Regions from separate parts of the Mus musculus genome. Here region 2 is linked to region 1. Evidence: chromatin loops called from intact Hi-C (ENCODE). Cell type or tissue: left cerebral cortex. All regions are shown on one strand. Each heading gives the region's core, and the rest is flanking DNA. Links, peaks and the distances in the headings are about the cores only. Region 1 has its middle 79 kb from the start of A530006G24Rik. Region 2 overlaps Pax1 (paired box 1).

Region 1 (9,914 bases), core at 1,116-9,115:
AATACCTGTGGAGGATGCACTTCCTGGGTCATGGGGCATTCCTGTTATCTGCAGTTTTGGATATAAGCAAATGTGAGCTATAACACCGGAGATACCCTGAGCCTAACCCAAGTGTACTGGCTAGTTTTGTGTCAACTTGACACACCTAAGGAGGTTACCCTAATTGACTCTTTCCCCACACCGTACAGTTGTTATCATCCCGCACAACCTGTGCATTACCAATGCCTTCTGTTTGCTTTAGTTCTATGTGGAAAATGATACGTTATTTTATTTTATGCTTTGGCTTTGCAGTTTCCCTATTCCCCATTAAGTGAAATGTCTTTTTGTTCTTGTTTACTAGCCACCCATTTTTCTTCTTCCCCACAGCTCTTCCTTAAATGCTGTGTCATCTGCTTGACAGTTTTCTCCCGCTGCCCTGTGCCCAGAATGTATAAAGCAGACGCAGCATGCTTTATACATTCTGCGTACTAATCCTTGTCCGTTGGGTGTGCTGCCGGGATCTTCCTCCAGTCTGTCAATTTGTGTTCACGTTAGTTCTTAACTAAAACGTAACTGAGTTGACATATTGCTGTCAGTGCCGTTGTGGTGGTTGTGGCTTCCTATGCTTCCCAAACCTTAAGGAGCATGCTGTGAAGAAGGGGCAGTAAGACGACAGGAAAGGAGAAAGCAAGCCAAGTTTTCTCTTGAAATATGGGAAGGTGCATTGCAGAAGCTAACCAATTTAATGAGTGTGTGTGAGGGAGGGTGAGAGGGTGGTGTCACTGGTTAGAAACAACAGATTACATTTTAAAAGGAAGAGATAGTAGGGAGAGAAAAAATAGCAATTGTGTGGGGGAAAAAAATCCCCAGATTCCTATGCTGAGACTCAATCAGCAGTACTGTAATATAAAGGTCTTGGGTCTTCAGAAAATGATTACGTCATGGAAGTGGCCCTCATGAATGGGATAAAGATATCATGGATATGCTCTAAAATGTCTGGAAAGTACTCACTTCTATCCACATTATGTGATAACCCAGCAGAAGACAATATCTTTGAAGCAGATATCCAGGTTGGCCTGGAACTCAGTCATAGATCCTAAGCTGGGTTCAAACTTGCAACAATCCTCCTGCCTCATGCCCCTGAATGTAGTGATCAAAAGCTTGAGTCACCCTGGAATTTTTATTTTGTGGCAGTTGAATTTAATTAGTGTGTGTGAAATTTCACTTGCTTGTTTAGAAAGTAGATCAATAATATCTAATGTAGGAAAGTTTGATAGAACTAAGTTAGGTATCATGTGTTAGTACTTCTGTTTCTTATGTTGGATAGGGTATGGTACCAAACATCCCCTCTATGGAAACTCCTGGTGTATATTTCAATATACTGATTTGTCCATGGTTATTTGTAGCATCCTTTCCCATCTTCTATGGGCTTCCATGTGGTCCCAAGGCCTCATAAAACATATTATATAGAAGAATGAGGGTAAGGAGAAGACAGCTAAGACAGCAAGGAAGGAGAGAAGGCAAAAGGTACTCCCAATCTGGGAAACATATTTCAGGTGCTGATCAAGCTAACAGGAAAACAAAGTTACTAGTTAGAAAGAAACAAAGAGTATCAAGAAAGCAGATGGGGGAGGGGACAAGGGAATGACACAAGAATCCATTCTTGTCCTTATCAGACAAATCTTACTTTCGTTCTCATGAGCAACGGTGCTACTCAGCAACCACTGTTGTAATAAGTTCTAGACCAGCCTGGTATACATCTAACCCTAATGTAAAATAAAATAAAATAATAAAATAAAATATGTATTTGTAAATAAAACACCCTTGGGGCACTTCTGATGAAAAGAAAATGTAGTAAGACTTAAATAAATTGTTCTGTAATTGGATTGGTTGTGGAGATTTGTTTGGCTTGGTCTAAGTTTTACTTTGTTTGTGTGTTTGCTCATGTGCACACATGCACATGATTATACAAGCAGAAATCTGAGAACAATTTGCAGGAATCAGTTCTCTCCTACCATGTCGGTTTTATGGACTGAAATCAGGTCACTGGAATCTGTGGCAAGCTCCTTTACCCTCTGAGCCATCTTGTCAGCCCTTGTTTTGCTCCTTTGATTATGCATCTCAGATAGAAGAGGGTCTCCAGGTGACTTATCAGTGTACCTTTATAAACAAAACATAAAGGTGGGGCTACTGTCATTAAGCAGTGTGAAGATGCAAGGGTGGGTCTCCTGAGGTGATGCTGGAAATGCCCAGGACTCCTTAGGACACTCAGGACATGCAACAAACCTAAGTGGTACCTGAAAACATCTGGTGGACTGGAGGGTTTCCCACACATCAAGTATGATGAGTGTGAGAAAGTGGAGCTTTGTTGAACTCCTCCTTATAGCTGCTAGGTGCGTGTATGTGTGTGCATGTATGTATGTGTGTGCGTGTCCTGAGCCTGCCTGCCCTGAATCAGCTCTACCCAATTCTTCTGTGGGACAGGTTTATAATGCATTCTTATGTGCTCCCAAGTTTGGGAACCAATGTGGGAATAAACCAAGTAATTAGCAAGCAGCAAGAAGGATGAAGAAGGAGGGTAAAAGGAGGGAGAAGCACTTTTTACATTTTTTTTCACTTTAGGCTGCCATGCCTTGAAATAGTAAGCATGGGCTTCATTTAGCTAGAGTGAAAAATGTTTGTCCTATCCTTGACATGTCTAGGAAAGCAGTTATTGGTAGTTCATCATTGTACGGGGCATGACTCCATACTTCAGTCTGTACACATGTGCACTATAATCTTCCAACTGTAAGAGAATTTTGGTTTTGTTGATAAATTCAAAATTATGAAAAATTCAAGAAAATAGCTATCCTTAGAGTAAGGAGAGTTTGAAACAATCCTAGGCTCACAAAGACCCTGATTCTAAAAGAGAGAGGAAAAAGGAGGAAGAGGGAGAGGAGAGAGCCCTCTAGTGACTAAATGGGCCAATTAAACTCCCGTGACCTCATGGTTGAGCCTCCACAGATCACACAGTCTTGATAGAGCATTTCATTTGAGGTCTCTTGTAGAATCTGTTTCCTTTCCTGATGCCATCTCAGGGTTGAAACAAAACTCAGGAACTGAGAAATCTATTTGTCTATCTATGGAAGTAATTCATGTACATTAATAGAAATCCGGAATTTATGCAGCCCGATGCTGTTAACTCTATAGAGATTATTGTTGTTGTTTTGGATTGATTTGTTTGTTTGTTTTGCTTGTTTTTAAAGAACCTTTGGCTAAACATTAAATCACTTACTGCAGAAAGAGAGCAAACATCAGAAAGGCAGCACAGTATCTACATCTCAGATTTTCTAAAACATTTAGAAATGTTTTGCTTCTAAGTCTTCCTCCTCCTCCTCCTTCTTCTCCCTCTTTCTTCTAGACATATATGAAACAATTAAATTCTCTAGAAACTTCAGTTCCCTGGGTGATGACAGAATGTGATACTGGGGCGTGTAGGTGTTTTGTTTATAAAGGCACAATGATAAGTCACCTGGAGACCCTCTTCTATCTGCACTTTGTTACGTAGCATGGTACAATCACACGAACAGGCTTAAACTTGTGATTTGTTTTTTCTTTCTTCTTTTTTTTTTAGATGAAGTTTGCTAAAAGAAGCAAGCAAGCAAACAAACAAACAAACAGGCCACAATTCAAAACACAATTCAAAACACAAAACAGTGCTCTGCAGCCAAACTTGAGCATAAAAGTCCAATGTACCTGTTAATTATTCAAGGCCAAAAGTCTTTTAATTGCATAAAATTTTAGTGGGATTTATCTAAAGAGTCTTAGATCTTCTAATATCTTCCCCTCTTGCCCGCCCATCCATACACACCCAGTAGCACATGCTATCACCCAGGGAACTGAAGTTTCTAGAGAGTTTAATTGCTTCATAATAGTCTGGAAGAAAGAGGGAGAGGAAGGAAGAGGAGGAGGAAGACATAGAAGCAAAACATTTCTAAAGGTTTTAGAAAATCTGAGATGTAGATACTGTGCTGCCTTCCTGATGTTTGCTCTCTCTATTATTCTATAACAAGTGAGTTGCCCAAATTTGGAGCCAGGAAAGAATGAGGAAGAAGGAAAAACCATGATGGGAAATGATCCAAAACATGCTCAGAATATATGAAATGAGAGGTTTTTGCAAGCCAGTTGTTATCTTTTGACTCCAGGGAACTTGGTGAGGGGACACCGCCATTCCTGGCAGGGACCTCACTGAGAAAAACTACTGGAGCCAGTGAGCCACCCAGTGGTCCTTTTATGCACTGCAGGTTACTTGACAAAAGCAATAAGAAATTCCCCTTAGTAAGCAAACGTTTTTATTAAACGGTGAGTCTGGTAAGCTTCTGTTTTGTTTTGCTTTGCTTTGTTTTAACTTTTTATTGTTTCTTTGTGAATTTCATGTCATGAACCCCAATCTCTCTTATCTCCCCCTCCCCTCATACCCTCCCTCTACCCTTGCACTTCCCTCCCCCACCCCCACCCCCAGAAAAACCTCTCATTGCGGAAGCTCTAGTGTGTCACAGTATGTCCCACAGAATGCCCTCTTGTCCACACTTCTTTGCTCTCAAATGTTCATTGCAATGACTTGCTGGTCTGGTATGAGGCCTCTGGCTTCTGCTATTCTATCCATACGGGAATTTCACTGGGACTCTTCAGATGCATCTTGTTGCTGCCTTATGTCATGGAGATCATATAGGTTTGGATCTGTAGAACCAGTCCCTCCATGCACTCCATCAGTTCATTGATGGGGTAGATGTTGGGGTAGAGCAATTCAAAACCCTGGATCTGGGCCCAAGGGGTATCTGAGCTGGTCTGACAGTCAACTCTCCCACTCTACAACCCTCAGAGTGGCTCACCTACAACGTCCACAACCAGGACCAGCTCTACCTTGCAGCCCAGGCAAGATGAAGGACCTGCTCCCCTGAGGGTTGCATCAGGTGAGGAATGTGGCCAGCTCTCCCAGTCTCATGACCCTGAGGCTAACTCTCCCACCTGCCTTAGGTGGAAAGGAGCAAGAGTGGAGGAGGGTATCTCTCCCTTGTCCAAGTTGCCCAATGGCAGACAATTTGAGAGGCCAGCTCTTCCATACTCACATCCTCGGGTCCAGCTCACCCGTGTCCCCTGTCATCAGGATCAGCTCTACTGTACTGCCCAGGTCTAGAATGAGTTCTCCAGCGTACGGCGACAGGTGAGGGCCAGGGACAGCTCTCCTTCTCTCCTGACCCCATCGGGGCACGCTCTCCTGCCTGCCACTGGAGGTGAAGGGAGGGGAAAGGGATCTCTCCCCACTGAGGCACAGCCCAGAAAAGGCCAGGAGAGCTCTCCCACACTCACTCCCTCACCAGCCACCCCCACATCCAGGGCCAGCTCTACTGGGCTGCCCAGCTGAGGTATAGGGGAGTCAGGTAAGATTTTTAAAGAGCATTACTTGTTTTCTGTTGAGTTTTCAGTCTATTTGAGAAGAAATTTTATCCACAGCCTTAGCCATAATCCTTTATTGAACTATCATATTTGATGAGAAATAGTAAATCTCTATGGCTCATAGTTTTGGGGTTTTTCATTTTGGTCATTTGGGACAAGTTGTTTTAGTTTGGTTTTTGTCTGTTTGCTTGCTTATTTTTGGTTTGTTTTTTGAGACAAGGTTTCACTGTGAAACCCAGGCTCCTCTGAAATTCATGATCCCCCTGCTTCAGCCTCCTGCTTGCTGGGACAGCAGGCATGAGCTGTGACAACGCTCCATTTACTTTACTTCTTCCGCTCCTCAGGCAATGTTGAAGTGTACAGAGTCACCATCTACTCTATCTCCTCGCTTCTCCTAAGACAAGCCCTTGGTGTTTCCGTATCTTCCTTCCAAAGTCATTTCATTCATTGTGAATAAAAAAAAAATTAATTGAGTTCAAAGTCAATGCCATCTAAGTTAGAAGTGGGCATCTTGTGAATTCTAGAAAGATTGACCTTTGAAAGGACATGATGTCCTGCTCAAAGTACAGACAGGAGAAGTCCAAAGTGAGTGATGTTCTTCTAAATAACTAGTCTGCACAATTCAGAAAGCAACTGAAGACAGGGTGGGGAACTGTCCCAAATCCAAGAAGTTTACAGTGGCAAGTGAAGTGAGGCCATGTAGAACTGGGTACTGGGCCAAGGGAGCAGCTACAAAGGATGTTGTTTGGACAAGTGCTGGCATTGCAAATGGACTCTCACTAGTAACAGCATTGTGTCAGGGTTAATTTTCAAGATATTATAGTTATAGAATACACGACTTGGGCTATGAGAAACCGCTTTTAGATCCTGTTCACACCGAGTCAGCACATGGGAGCAGAATGTTGAAGTGACACTTTATGTGGTTCAAGACAGAAAGGTCAGGACAGGGCTCACGTGGGTTTCAGGGTTCGTGCCTCTGGTCCTTGTGGGAGGCTGGCTGGCTGGCTAGTGGCTCAAGTCACACACGTGTAGATGTTTGTGTCTGTGTAAGAGGAAACGGGTTTTTCGAAACCTCCTTTGAAAGCCTTTCAGAGTCTGTGTGGTTCTGAGTTTGAAATTAGACAGTGGTCTGACTAATTTATTAGTTAAGAATTTTCATCTCAAGGGTGAGAGAAGGGAGATATTATTTCTGTCTCTTTCTAGTCCTGGCTCCATATCTTCTATCAGTTTATCATCCTTTCGTACCTTCTTCCTTCCCATTCTTCCCATGTCCCTCCCCTCTTCCCACAGTAAATCTAGAATTTGTATTCATGTATATCTGCTGTATATTACTGTTGTGTTTCTAAACATTTGAAAAGTTTGGCAATAGAGAAAGAAAATACTGAAACAACACTCGTTCATGTCCCAGGGAAGGAATAACCTAGAGTACACACTACACACTGTATCAACTGGAGCCAAGCAGGGACCATTAGCATGTTTGAGAAGCTCATAGAGAGTCCCTTATGCAGCTGCAGTTAAGAGTCACTGGCCAGTATTTCTATCTGAGGTGCTGATTTCCTGGAAAGGCGATTCTGTTTGGTCCAGATGGGGATGGGGCACCTGCTTAGTGTGTCTCTGCTCTGATAGGACCATGCTGAATCAGACAGACATCATGTATCCATGCTCTGCCATTGAGAAGCACAGATTCTCAGTCATTGTTAAAAGCATTCAGACTGTAGCTCTCCACTATGGAGCTGGATGGCTGAATAAGGCAGTTGTCTGAAGATGTCAACAATCACATTGGGGAGGGATGTCCATAGGTCTGATCATAGGTCTGTTTGGGTCAAAGGAAAGTAGAGATTTTTGTCCTACAGAATGCTAACCAAATACAAGCTCATTGTATGTCTGCATACTCATACAGAGGAAGGTGTGGGGATCAGAGAACTGAGAATTTCTTAATCAGATTCGGAGTTTTTTGTGATTCTATTTTCAGAAGGTTCTTTTTTCCCCCAGCATTTCCAACAAAGCTTAAATCTGTCAGCATTGGCCTATGTCCCCTTTGTGTATGCAGCATTTGGAATTTTAACTGTAGAGGGGATATTTAACTGCAAAGTTCAATAAATAAATTCTATTCTGCCTCTCCAACTAGATTTGTGCAATTGTATCAGACAAAATTGAGTGCATATGAATGTTTCAGGTGTGCGTTTACCTGTGTTGGTAGCTACTTTTCCACACACCAAAAATGAACTTTGATGTTTTATAGTCTAATAAATGAGCCATGAGAGGAGCCTGCTGTCTCAGAAATTAGATGAGATGACCTCACTTGAAGGCAGACATCATGTATCTATGCTCTGCCATTGAGAAGCACAGATTCTCAGTCATAGTAAAAGCATTGAGACTGTAGCTCTCCACTATTAAACACCATCCTTTACCAATGAGAACCAGGGGTGTCTGGAGTGGGATGGAACTAGGCAGTGGGTTCCATCAAAGTAAAAAACTGCAACAAGTCTCACATGTGAAATTTACTAAGCAGAAGAGGTACAGAGGATGACTCTTGTGGTGTGGAGGGGGGTTTGGCGCATGTGCAAGGGAGCAACAATGTGTCATCTCTGGGCAGCTAATGATGACATGTCTTGTTGTCTCTGAATCCCTCAGGAGCTGGCTGTAAAGATGCCTGGTTGTCTGATTGTCTAGGAGTCCCTTTTAGCTGCCCATGGATGTGCCTGATTGCTAACATGGAGAAGACTGAGCAAGGAAGAAGAAAACAAGCCTGGGACTTCACTTTGAAACACAATGTGAGGAAGTGTCCAAAACATGACGTTAACACCCTACAAACCCTTATTCAGACTGGTGGAGCCAACACCACAGATGAGGTCTCAACAGCCAAAACAAACCGCCACAAGTCAGGAGGCTAGGTGGTCCTCTGACTTCCACATGAAAGTACGTAACACATGCACACACAGCACATACATGTATACCCCCAGAAACACATACTCATGTCCACCTACACACTAAGAACACTAATTCTAGTGGATGAAGGCTCAACCCTTAGACTCTCTATAGCCATATTTACATCCTCAAGGCCCTATCTCCAGAAGAGGTCAGACTGAAGTTCAGGCTTCAGTTTGTGAATGAGGATGTTAAGGACACAACTCAGTCTGTAACACATGTGAAAGGCACACAGGAACTGCGCTGAGGGACACCACCTTACCAGAAAATGGTAATAACAACATATAACCTAGAATAAAATGTGAATCCCTAGTCCATTCTGATGAGGTTAAATTGACTGACTATATTAAAAACTAAGGCAGATGGAGAATTACTCTTTGTAATTGAAAGCTGGCAAGCCACTGCATCTGGGATGATGGAGTTTGACATCTACAGCTTCCACACAGTGATCATTTCAATGACACTGGAGGCAAACATTGGCAGTAGATGATGAAAGCCGTGGCTAAAGTTTTAATGGGGAATAAAATATTTACATCATCTCAAAGTATCTTCCCAAATCAGATATGCCTTACAAAGGAGAAATAATAGAATACTGGGAAGCCACCTTAAACACTCTATCAAAGCTTGTCAGAATCCTAGTATGGAGGAACACAGAAGATCTCAGCATCAAGGTCAGCATAGCCTTCACATGACATAGCAAGACCCTGTCTCAAAACCAAATCATGCGTTTCTGGGATATTCCTGGAAAAATCTGCATTACCAGAATCTCATCATGAGGAACCATTAGACAAACCCAAATAGGGCAAATTCTATTCATTACCTGCGTTTTCTAGCACTGATACACAATATAGCATGTGCTAAGAAGGTCTGGTTCTCACTCTCAAACTCTGAATTCTAGAGGAGTCACTGAACCTTCTGATTGTCATGTCGGTCCTCAGGTCCTTCATCTCACCTACACTGGTGGTGTGAGGACAGTCACAGTGCATCAAAGAGCATGGTACACGTGGATTCTAAAGGAAAGTCTTCATTATATATCATAGGATTGGTGACAGTGCTTTCACTATTGTCACCACACTTGATAATGACTGCCATGCTTTGGATTGTAATGTCCCAAAGACTCTTGTGCTAAAAGGTTTGGACCTCCACCTGTGGTGCTGTTGGGAGACTGGTAGAACAGCACTATGGAGGTGGGGCCTGGTGGGAGGGAGGAAGTTGATCATTAAGAATCCTTTCTTCTTCCTCTTCTCTTTCTTTTCTTTCTTTCTGATTGATTGATGGATGGATGGATGGATTAATTATAATCTTGGTTTACAGTTCCAGAGGGAAACTCCATAGTGACTGAGAAGACGTGGCAGTAACTACCCAGAGCAGGAAGTTGAAAGGTTAGATCTTGAACTATGTAGCACTGGCTGGCCAGGAACTTGCAATGTAGATTAAACTCTAGCCTTGAATGCACAGAAACCTGCTTCCCTGCCTGCTTTTCTTGAGTGCTAGAGTTAAAGGCAAGGCACCCACCATTTTTGGCTCACTCCCCCATCCTCTCTCTAGTCATCAGGATGCATGATGCAAAC
Region 2 (9,914 bases), core at 1,152-9,151, 410 kb before region 1:
GTTTTCCGCACCCGGCCTACCTCCAGACACCCTAAGCTGCCCCTCAATCCTGCTTATCTCGCATGGGTCTGGAGTGGATTGGTGGGTCGGGGACGGGAGGACATGCTCTGCAGGGTCAGCGCCAGGTTAGTCATGAAGTCTCCTTAGGAGCTGAAGACGTGCACACCACCCCTTGCTTCTGTGGTCATCATCAGGAATGAATGACTGGAGAAGCGGCCTGTTGAGGAGATCCACTAGCCCGCCTTGTGGAGTGGCTCCCTGAACGGGACACGGAAGGGTGAGCGTCCCCAAGTCCGTGACCTGCTGGCATCCTGCTCTACAGCCTAGGCTCTGGGCGGTGACCCGATGCTCCTGTGCTTCTTCCGCAGGGACCGACCGGAAGCCCCCCAGCCCGGGAGGCAAGGCCACGGATGCACTCGGTAGCTTACACGGACTGCCCATCCCAGCCTCGACCTCCTAGGGGCTGTCCTCTCACAGAGCCACAGCCCGGTTCAGAGGAGCCGGCCGGGAGTGCAGCTCAGCTCATTCGACCTCTGCACCTCTGCGCTAGCAGCATCCTGGAGTTGGGGCCCCGGCATTGCTTTGGTCTCAACAGTTCCGCCGGTGCTTCCTTCAGGAAACCCTGGAATTTTTTAGGTCTTTCCGAGTCTTGGTTTTAGATGGCTGCGTTCTCCTAACCTTCCTAGTTCGGAGAGAGACTCCTGCATCCACCTCAATTTATTTTTGTTTTGTCTTTTCCCATCCATATCCTTCCTCTCTCTTCTTCTTCCTCTTCCACTCCCTCCCTCCGCCTGTTCTCTCTCTCTCTTCCCTCCTTTATATTCTCATCTCAATCCTTTCTCTTTCTGCATTCTCTCTCTCTCTCTCTCTCTCTCTCTCTCTCTCTCTCTCTCTCTCTCTCTCTCTCTCTCTCCTCACACACACTTTTCTCACAATCAAAGGTCTTTACAGCTTCCCTAGGCTCGACTTCTTCAATCCGCGGGTGGGGAAAACTTCAGTGCATTCTTCAAGGACCCAACCTTCCTTTATACCCCTCCCCCCACTCCCCTGAGCAGCCACAGTCCCAAGGGAGTGGGGCTTGAACCTAGGAGCAAAGCCAAAGCCCTTAATCATATATTTTTATAGTAACAAACAAGAGTACAACTTCCTTGGATTGCTGCCCCTACCCCAAGAATATTGTTTGGAAACCTTTTGTTTTTCTGTGCCCAGTGACTAGGCTGGCTTTGTTTCTACGTTAATGTCACCCAAAAGAAGACAGGACAGGAGAAAGAGATGCTGGGACTGGTGTTGGGACTGGTGGTGTTTTTAGTAATTAAAGACTAGGCTTATCTCTCAGCCAGATATGCCCAACACTCCTTAATGTACCTCCAGAGCCATCAGCATGGTTTCGGGTGTTTGGGGCTCAGTACATTTGTTAATTTTGAAGAACAAACTGCTTCAGGGTGGTGAGGTTCATTTTGGTTTCTGGTTTGCAAAGAATTGGGGTGGGCAAAAACCCAGGAACCCAGAAGGCTTCTTCTGGAGCTAGGCAAGAGGGCTATTAAATGATTTCAAGTTAAGGCGCACTGGTGGTGGGGACTCTGAGCATAATTCAATTGTTGTAGTCATAAACATATTACTGGTGAGAGTCTGACTTCACCTGTTAAACATGGCTGCCTTTGAATAAAGGAAAGTCTGAAACTCGCCAGCTTGGTGAGGGAGAAAGTCTGTGTTCTGTGTTTGTGCTTAATCTGGACTCCCTCCATCGCTCCATCCAGGATGCACACGATCAGAGGATGAGTTCTTGATTTTCTTGGGTACTCACTGCTCTGCTTGGGCAGCCGCTGAAAAAGAAGGTGACCTGCATGGGGGCATTTGTCAGTGGCTCCACCAGGTTGGTGTGCCCCTACCCCACTCCCCCCCTGGCCAGCATGGTCCAGGAAGTGCCAGCTCAGCTTTGGGGACCAGAGGGGAAAGCCAAGTGCAGAAACCATCCTAAAATGAAAGGAAAATTTAAAAGGCAAAGGAGACAATGGAGGGCTTTTCTATCATTCTAAAAGCCAAAGAAAAGTATCTCAGGTTACCGAACAAGCAAGCGTCTGTCTTTAAAGTACAAAGGAGTTTCTGGCTGATTTTTTTGTTTGTTTTGGTTATTTTAGGGTTTTTTTTTTTTTTTTTTTTTTTTTTTTTTTTTTTTTTTTTTGCCTCACCGTGTTTGGCTTTCCGAAACCCAGGGAAGAGACTTTTGAGTTAAGTTATTGCTTGGAACTGTCACTGTCTACAGTAGCTGTCTGATCTGCTCCCATGCATAGGACCAGTGTGAAATGATGTTCACAGCATTTAAAAAGTAGTACTTGTTGAAGTTATTAGTTATAAAACAGTACTTCCTTTCTTTACACAGAGACTTTTTAGGTTTTAAAGTCTCTGGACTTTAAAAAGTTCCATTTAATGGAAAGGAACAACAGATTAACTCTTTCTGGAGCACACAACAAGTTGCAAAGAAAGAGCCTGGGCATAGAAATGAGTGACAGGATCTCATCTCATCTCATCTCATCTCATCTCATCTCATCTCATCTCATCTCATCTCATCTCATCTCATCTCATCATCTCATCCAATAGTCAGGACTGGGACTTGAACTCTGAGGAAATCTGGCTAGCTTTCCACATGCCAGTAGATCTTGCAGAGAAGTGGGTCTTAAGAAGAGAGGGAGGGAAGTGTGAAAAATAGCAGGGGTCTTGTGACTTCAGCTAGCCTTGAGGTGCTCACAGCAGATTACTCAACCTGGGCATAGAGCTTCAGGCATCCTTTCTTGCTTCCTGGAGAAGTACTGGCTTGCTTAGACTGGTGAAGGCACTGCAACCCTTTCTGTAAATATGAGAAGTACTTATACAATATACACTATACATACATACTATATCTATATTAGTCTACATACTACTATACTACAGACTCCATCTTCTGATTTTCATCTTCTCTTGTTCTTTGCATTCGAGACTATATGGTAGACTGCTCAGTCATAAAGGCTAGGAGACTCCTGAAATCCAATTCAGGATAATTGCAAACTTTTTAAAAAAAAAGTCCTACCTGCAAAGGGAAACATGTCTCAGATCTATTCCCCATTGTTTTTGATACACTGTGATGAAAGTAAGTCTTAGAGTATTCTGGACTTTGGAGCTCTCTGTACATCTAGAGCTATAGAGGAATATCAGGGGGAGGGGCAGAATATAAGAGATGCATATAATAGTCACAATACCAACAGGCTTTGGCTTTTCATGTTAGGTACTGAATGATAAACTGTTCTGAGTCTAGGGGTGTAAAGAGTCCCGATGAACTTAAATTCTTGCTCCTCTGAGAGCAGTCTATGGGACAGAGGACTGTAGTGTCCCTTAGCTACGGGGTCCCATCTGTGTGACACACCCTTCCACTACCATAACGCCTACAGGGGCCATCTGTAAGAAGACTGGCATTGCCTTTGTTTGCCTTCCCTGGAGATGAATTTGTTTAGCTGTAAAAAAAGGCAGGGGAATTATTTCCAAGACTGGTGGGAGATCTAGAATTTAGATTACATTTAAAAGATGGCATTTTGTTCTCTGTGCAACTAGAGCCATAGAGGAATTGCAGTCTCATAACACAATTTTAGAGCACCAGGAAGGGCAGAGTAATTTGAGAGAGAATCAGTACTCAGAGGCTGTTTGTCTCTGGGCCACCACCTGCTTTTTACTTTTTACTTTAAGAATAACTGGAAAAACAGAGTGACATATCAAAAAGAAAACTATGCAAAGAAAGACATAGAATCACTCAGATGGCCCTCTGGTGGCTTTGAAAGGACAGGAGCAATGCACAGTAGAGTCATCAAACTGAAAACTCAAAATTGCTTGGTAGTCTCATTTCTGTTCTTATAGGTGAACACTCTTGCCACCTTCCAAATGCCCTTCTTTCAGCAGAGGACTTGTTTCTGCTTTCTCAGGCACCCAGTGAAGAGCTGTGTCGTACATACCGTCACGGGAGACATATCTGCTCCGTGTAAACCAGTGGCTTAAGCCCTACAGCATTCATTTTGTTCTCTCAAATGGATGTATACCAACAAGTGTTTCGTAAAAACACCATATTCGTAAAGAGGGCCAGCTTCATGCCTCCAGTGACCAAAGACTGGATTTGTTTCGTTGTTTGCTGGAGGAAGTACTTAGAATGGATTATAACTTTCCTGGGGGGAAGTGGCTACTTTGTAGCAAGGAGGAGGGACAACAGACTCAGGAGGAAAAGAACTGGGACAAGAGACATGGAGGTTTGTGCTTCAGGAAGGTAACCTGACTCCTTCAGACCAGGGAAGGAGTTGATGAATTAGATTTTCCTAGTCTTGGGGTTGGAAGTCAGCTCTCTCTGGGCCAGGAAAGAAAAGAATGGGAGAGACACTGAATAAATGCTGATACAAACCAAGGTGAAGGAAATACCCAGTATTGTTACAGGCAGTTCACTCACCTCCAGTTTCAGTTCACTGGGACCCACGAAGAGCTGGGCTGCTGCTGGTGACCCTCACTCCCTGACAACTGCATTTTCCCTTGCTTGTTCTTGACTCCTGTAAAAAGATGGAGATTTATTGAATTTATCTGTGGTCTGGGTATAGTTCGCTGTCGATTTCCTGGCACCAGCTTCTCTAGCTAGAATTACACGGGCCAGAGTTTCTTTTCAAAAGAAATGCTACCTGCTCCATGTTATGCGGACAATACGAATTTAGAGTCTTGCCAGAATGCATCAGAGGAGCTCAGTTGAAAGGCCTGTGCACCCAGACAGGCCATATAATGAGAAACATTTGATTCCTTTCTCTTATTGGGAGAGAATTATGCACAAATTAAGCCTTCACCTTAACCCTGCTCTCTCTATCTAGCCCCACTCACTGAGGAAATGACCCGTGGCTCAGATACTTCTGCTCAGATCTTTGGATCTCAACTTGACAAAGACATTTTCTCCCGTTTTTGTATTATCCCTCCCTCTCCCAACGACGGTGTCTTCTTCTTCAAGCCCGTACAATGAGAACCACACATCTAGCCCCAATCCAACATGGGAATTCTAAACAGTTGGGACAATTACAGTCAATTTATCCCAGTTATTTCTTTGGAGTATAGGCTAGTTGAAAGCTCTGTTTTGAGTCTGAATAGCATTTCTTGAGGAGGTGAAGCCTGGGATTCTCATTGAAACACACATCTGTTTCTGGGTCGGCCAAATCCAGAAGTGGAATCCCAATTACAGTTTTCATGGGTGATAGAATTTCTACTGTATTACAATTTAACCACCTGGGTCGCCCCCACTCTCCCCTTTTCTTCTTCAGGATGAAATAAGCTGATCAAATGTTCATTCAGCTATTAAATTACATTTCCATCCTGTAAGGTTCCATTTCCCTTCTCTCTGGTGAGATCGACTGATGTGATGGATAACTTCCAGTGTCTTTCTTACAGGGACTGTGCAGTTCTAGCTTCCAAGGGTTCTCCAAGTGCTGGTGAACGAGGTTTTAGTTTATAAGATTTTTCAAATAACAAAGAATAAAATGAGACTCCTTCAGGTAACTAGTTGGTTTTGATTTAACAGCAATCTTTTGGGAATAAAATGAAACAAGATATTGAATGATGGGAGGAAACTGGCTTTTGTTTTTCAAAGTTGAGTTGGAACACCAAGTTGGTGGAATACATAAACAAACAAACAAACACCAGAAAACAAAATACAAAGAAAACCAATCCTTGGGCAAACAAGTTGTGATGTGATTAATGCTATCTAGGAAAGGAAAGATATCATTCTGGCCACAAGGGGGCGGGCACATTGTTCCACAAAGATAAGGAGGAAGATAACACTGAGTCAGGAAAACAATCAATCCTTCTGTGAAAGCCATACCCTTCCCAGTTGTGAACACTCACGCATGAGGAAAGGTCTTTTTGTTGTTTCGACAGTGATTTCTCCTGCCCCAAACGTTCTAGGTCCAACCACATGGGAAGCATTAAATAAGTTAATTAGATATCAATAGCCACACAAAGACAGACCTCACTTCTGATCCCAACTGCAATCTAGATTTGTCTTCAGTTAGTTCTTTGAGTGAATAACAAGTGATATCAGTTTTAATAGGATCTCACTCTAAACTGAACTCTAAACTGATACTTTTAGGAAGTTAAATCATCTATAATTGTGAAAATTTGAGGTTTTTTTTGGTATGGATTCAAGCAAATTGTCCACTTCTAGCAAAACTTTAAAAGTTTTCAGTTATTTAAACTTGCACACACTGTTTTTCTGTGAGGGATGACACGTTACAGATACTGCAAAGAGCGATGGGAGACAGGAGCCTGTCTTTTGTTAGTCGCCTTTAGGGTCAAACCCTAAGAGGATTTTGTAGATGGAATGCAGACGATTTCTTTCTTGGATGGATGGAAGAGGCCTCTCTCACCATCTCTAATGAGGACTTCCACATATGGGACCCAAACTGCCCACAGTGAAGAATGCTCTGGAGGGAGATGTTAAGGAAAATGAGTATAGTGGCCAGAGACAGACACAGAAGGACAAATGCTGGTTCAGATCTTGTTTTGTCTACTTACCAGTTGTGTACTTTGGGTGACATTACACAAAACTGCCAGCTTCAGTTTTCTCATCTGTTTAATGGGAATTGCACCTCCTTGTCTGGGCGATTGTAATATTCAAACTTTGTAATCGGCATTAGTATAAACCTAAGCCTGGTAGCATAGTCCTATAATCTTAGATTTTTGATTCAAAGCCAACTTAAGGGCAATTTAGTAAGAGTCTATACCAAAATAAAAAAAGCAAAACCAGCCAAACTACCAAACCAAACCAAACCAAACCAAACCAAACCAAACCAAACCAAACCAAACCAAACCAAACCAAACCAAACCATAGCAACTCAAAACCAAGTCTGGAGATACAGTTCAGGGGTGGAGTACCTCTTTAGAATGAGCAAAGCCCCACAGTTCAGTCCCCACTCCTGGGTAGAGTAGAGACTTCCTGTCAGCTCCTTGTAGAGTTGCTATTGTTTCTCCCACTATTTTTCTTTCCAAATCCCCTTTGTCTTCTTTTTCTTCCTTCTTTCAGACAAGATCTTGTCATAAAGACCTGGCTGGTCACACAGTTACTATACCAGCCTCAAATCTGAGACCTTCCTGTTTTGTCTCCTGAGTGCTGGGATCACAGGTGTACCATCATGCTGGCTTTGTTTTCTGCACTCAGCACACCAACATTTGTCAGGAGTTAACTCATGTCCCCATTCTGCAGACTATAATTTCTGTATGTCAAAATCTGTGGAGGACCTAGCAGCTATCCAGATAGTTAATGCTAGTTTCTGAGTTGTCTAGAACAATCAGCAGCCTTAGAAGAGGCAGGGCCTGTCAGCTACAGATCAATTCTGGTACCTGCAGATGGCCACCAAGATCTTAAGGCTATTTGGTGATCTTATGGCTAGGCCAGAGAGAATTTGTGACAGCAGGTAGCCATAAATGCTGCATTGAAATGCTTTCTATATCAAGCTTGTTTTGGTTAGTTTTATGTGATCATGCATTGTGTCACATCAGCAGACCTGGAAGGCTAACCAGAGACCTTGTGATACTTGGGGAATAGGTTTCCATGGAGCTGGGAAATAGTTTGAATCTGCTGCTGTCTTTAGCAGGCTGATTATGGGTGGTCCTGTTGGCTTCTGGCTTGTGTCTCACTCTTCTTAGTGGGTAAATGAGTTTTATTAAGATCAAGGCATCATGTTTGGAATGTGCCCTCATCCTTGATTCCCTTCCTCAGGCTGCTTGCTAACAGGGACCTAAACAAGAACAACAACGCTTTCAACTTGGTTCCTTTAGGAGAACTTACATTAAAAAAATTTTTAGGAAGATTGGGTCCGATACTTAGAGCCACAAGGAGAAGAAGGGTTCTGTGTCCTCTTCCAGCACCCACAAATACCCAAAGCCTTCATCATAGGCACACACACTCCAAACCCATGACCAAGCAGTTGTTAAGTCTTCCTAACAACACTTCTTTGTGCCAAAGAGTGTTCATGAATCAGTCCCACATGTTTGCAGCCTTATCAGTCATGTGTGAAGGGTGCATATTCATAGAATATGGCAGCTTGGTTCTGATTATTTAGAGTTTGTTTTCACAAACCGGATGCTTCCAAAAGTAAATAAAGACATTAAAAGATTTATAAAGAGACTGTCACATATTCCGAAGTGCAAAGTGTAAATGCATTTTTATAGGCACATGGATTTCATTTCTGGGATAATATGCATGAATTTAAAAATTAAAAGGAAATGTGCTGGCTACAATGTGTTTTTAGTTCTCATTTAGTTGTTGGAAATAATCAAAGTTGCCTAACGTATTCAACACAGGGGAGAATCGGCCCTCCTGTGATGTCATTAGCATCACCAGATAATGATTAATATTGCCTGATAGTGGTGTTTCCCTAAAGAAAGCAACGGCGTGACGCTTGCAGTCTGAGTTCCTAATTTTAATTGAATCTCATGGGATTTCTAGCCAGACTCATCCCTTTCTGTGTAAATGTCCTGGTTGGTCTATGTGGCACATTGCTTGTCTCTTCCTCTGGGCCAGCAGCAGCACTGCCAGGGGAAACTGTTGAGACATCAGCATGATATTTACATGTATTTGCATGAAGACAGATGAGGACTAGTGCTAGGTCCCCCCTGGCTCCATGGATGGATCCTATCAAGCCTGTAAGGTAACAACAGCATCCGTGTCACCCTGAGAACCGATCAAAGCTCAACCAGCCCAGTCAAGAACGCAGCTAGCATTTTGTTTTGTCGTGATGACACAGCTTTAGGGAATTGTTCACCTCACACTGGCTCAGCTTCAGGAGAAAGTTTGGCTGCCGAAGTTTCATTTTGTTTAGTTCAGCAGAAGCAAATTAGTTTTAAAAAATTTGTTTTGGGGCAGGTTTTACTAGCAGCTGTGAGATTATTGACGACTGTAGTGCAGTAAAACAGGGCAGTAATGCAAGGCAGTCAAGGAATAAGTTTCTTTTGGAAGTTTAATATACATGAAAGTAATAAGTGATCTATCCACTTCCGTTTGTTTTTATCAGTGTGAAGCCTCAAGACACACTACTCCTTTATTTAAAAATATAATTGCCATACCTTCATGTATCTGAAGAAAGTATTAAAGCTTGTAAAAGAAGTGACAAGTATTTAATACCCATTAGATATCAAATTTGTAGTTAGTAATTAATAAGTACTGCTGGATTATTATCAAATTAGATATTGGGTAGGAGCAATAAATAAATGTCTTCTGCCTACTTCCCTGGATCCTGGTGTGAAAGCGTTTGCTTGAGATTTTATTTTGGTATCAAGATGTAGAAGAAAAATTGGGAAATAGAGCAAGTTACTCGTGTAGATCCATATCTATCTATCTGTCTGTCTGTCTGTCTGTCTGTCTATCTATTATCTATCTATCTATCTATCTATCTATCTATCTATCTATCTATCATCTATCTATCTATCTATCTATCTATCTATCTATCTATCTATCTATCTATCTATCACCTATCTATTTATCATCTATCTATCTATCTATCTATCTATCTATCTATCTATCTATCTATCAATCATCTATCTATCTATCGATCTATCATCTACCTATCATCTATCATCTACCTATCATCTATCTATCTATCTATCTATCTATCTATCTATCTATCTATCTATCTATCTATCTATCTATCTATCTATCTATCTATTATCTATCTATCATCTATCTATCTATCTATCTATCTATCTATCTATCTATCATCTATCTATCTATCTATCTATCTATCTATCTATCTATCTATCTATCTATTATCTATCTATCATCTATCTATCTATCTATCTATCTATCTATCTATCTATCTATCATCTATCTATCTATCTATCTATCTATCTATCTATCTATCTATCTACCTATCAAT

Evidence for each region. Hi-C counts contacts between places; a loop is a spot of excess contacts. Peaks named below come from ENCODE experiments on the same cell type or tissue, not always from the same donor. Only the 100,000 strongest peaks of a DNase experiment are listed, where the experiment ranks them.
Region 2: it touches region 1 in a loop (4-fold over the local background); 6 of 42 quality-filtered maps call a loop at or near these places.

Annotation. Positions count from the first base shown.
Region 1 is chr2:147,785,235-147,795,148 of GRCm38, forward strand. No RefSeq gene overlaps it. Among named protein-coding and RNA genes, the nearest start is that of A530006G24Rik, 79 kb to the left of the region's middle. In left cerebral cortex, for the core only: CTCF peaks have their summits at 2,930 (motif pointing left) and 4,246; a DNase peak (open chromatin) is centred at 4,235.
Region 2 is chr2:147,373,346-147,383,259 of GRCm38, forward strand. It overlaps Pax1 (paired box 1), which reads left to right. Exons shown (of 5, transcript NM_008780.2): 5 at 369-1,704. The coding sequence ends at 460. Among named protein-coding and RNA genes, the nearest start is that of Pax1, 13 kb to the left of the region's middle. In left cerebral cortex, for the core only: a CTCF peak has its summit at 5,770 (motif pointing right); a DNase peak (open chromatin) is centred at 5,772.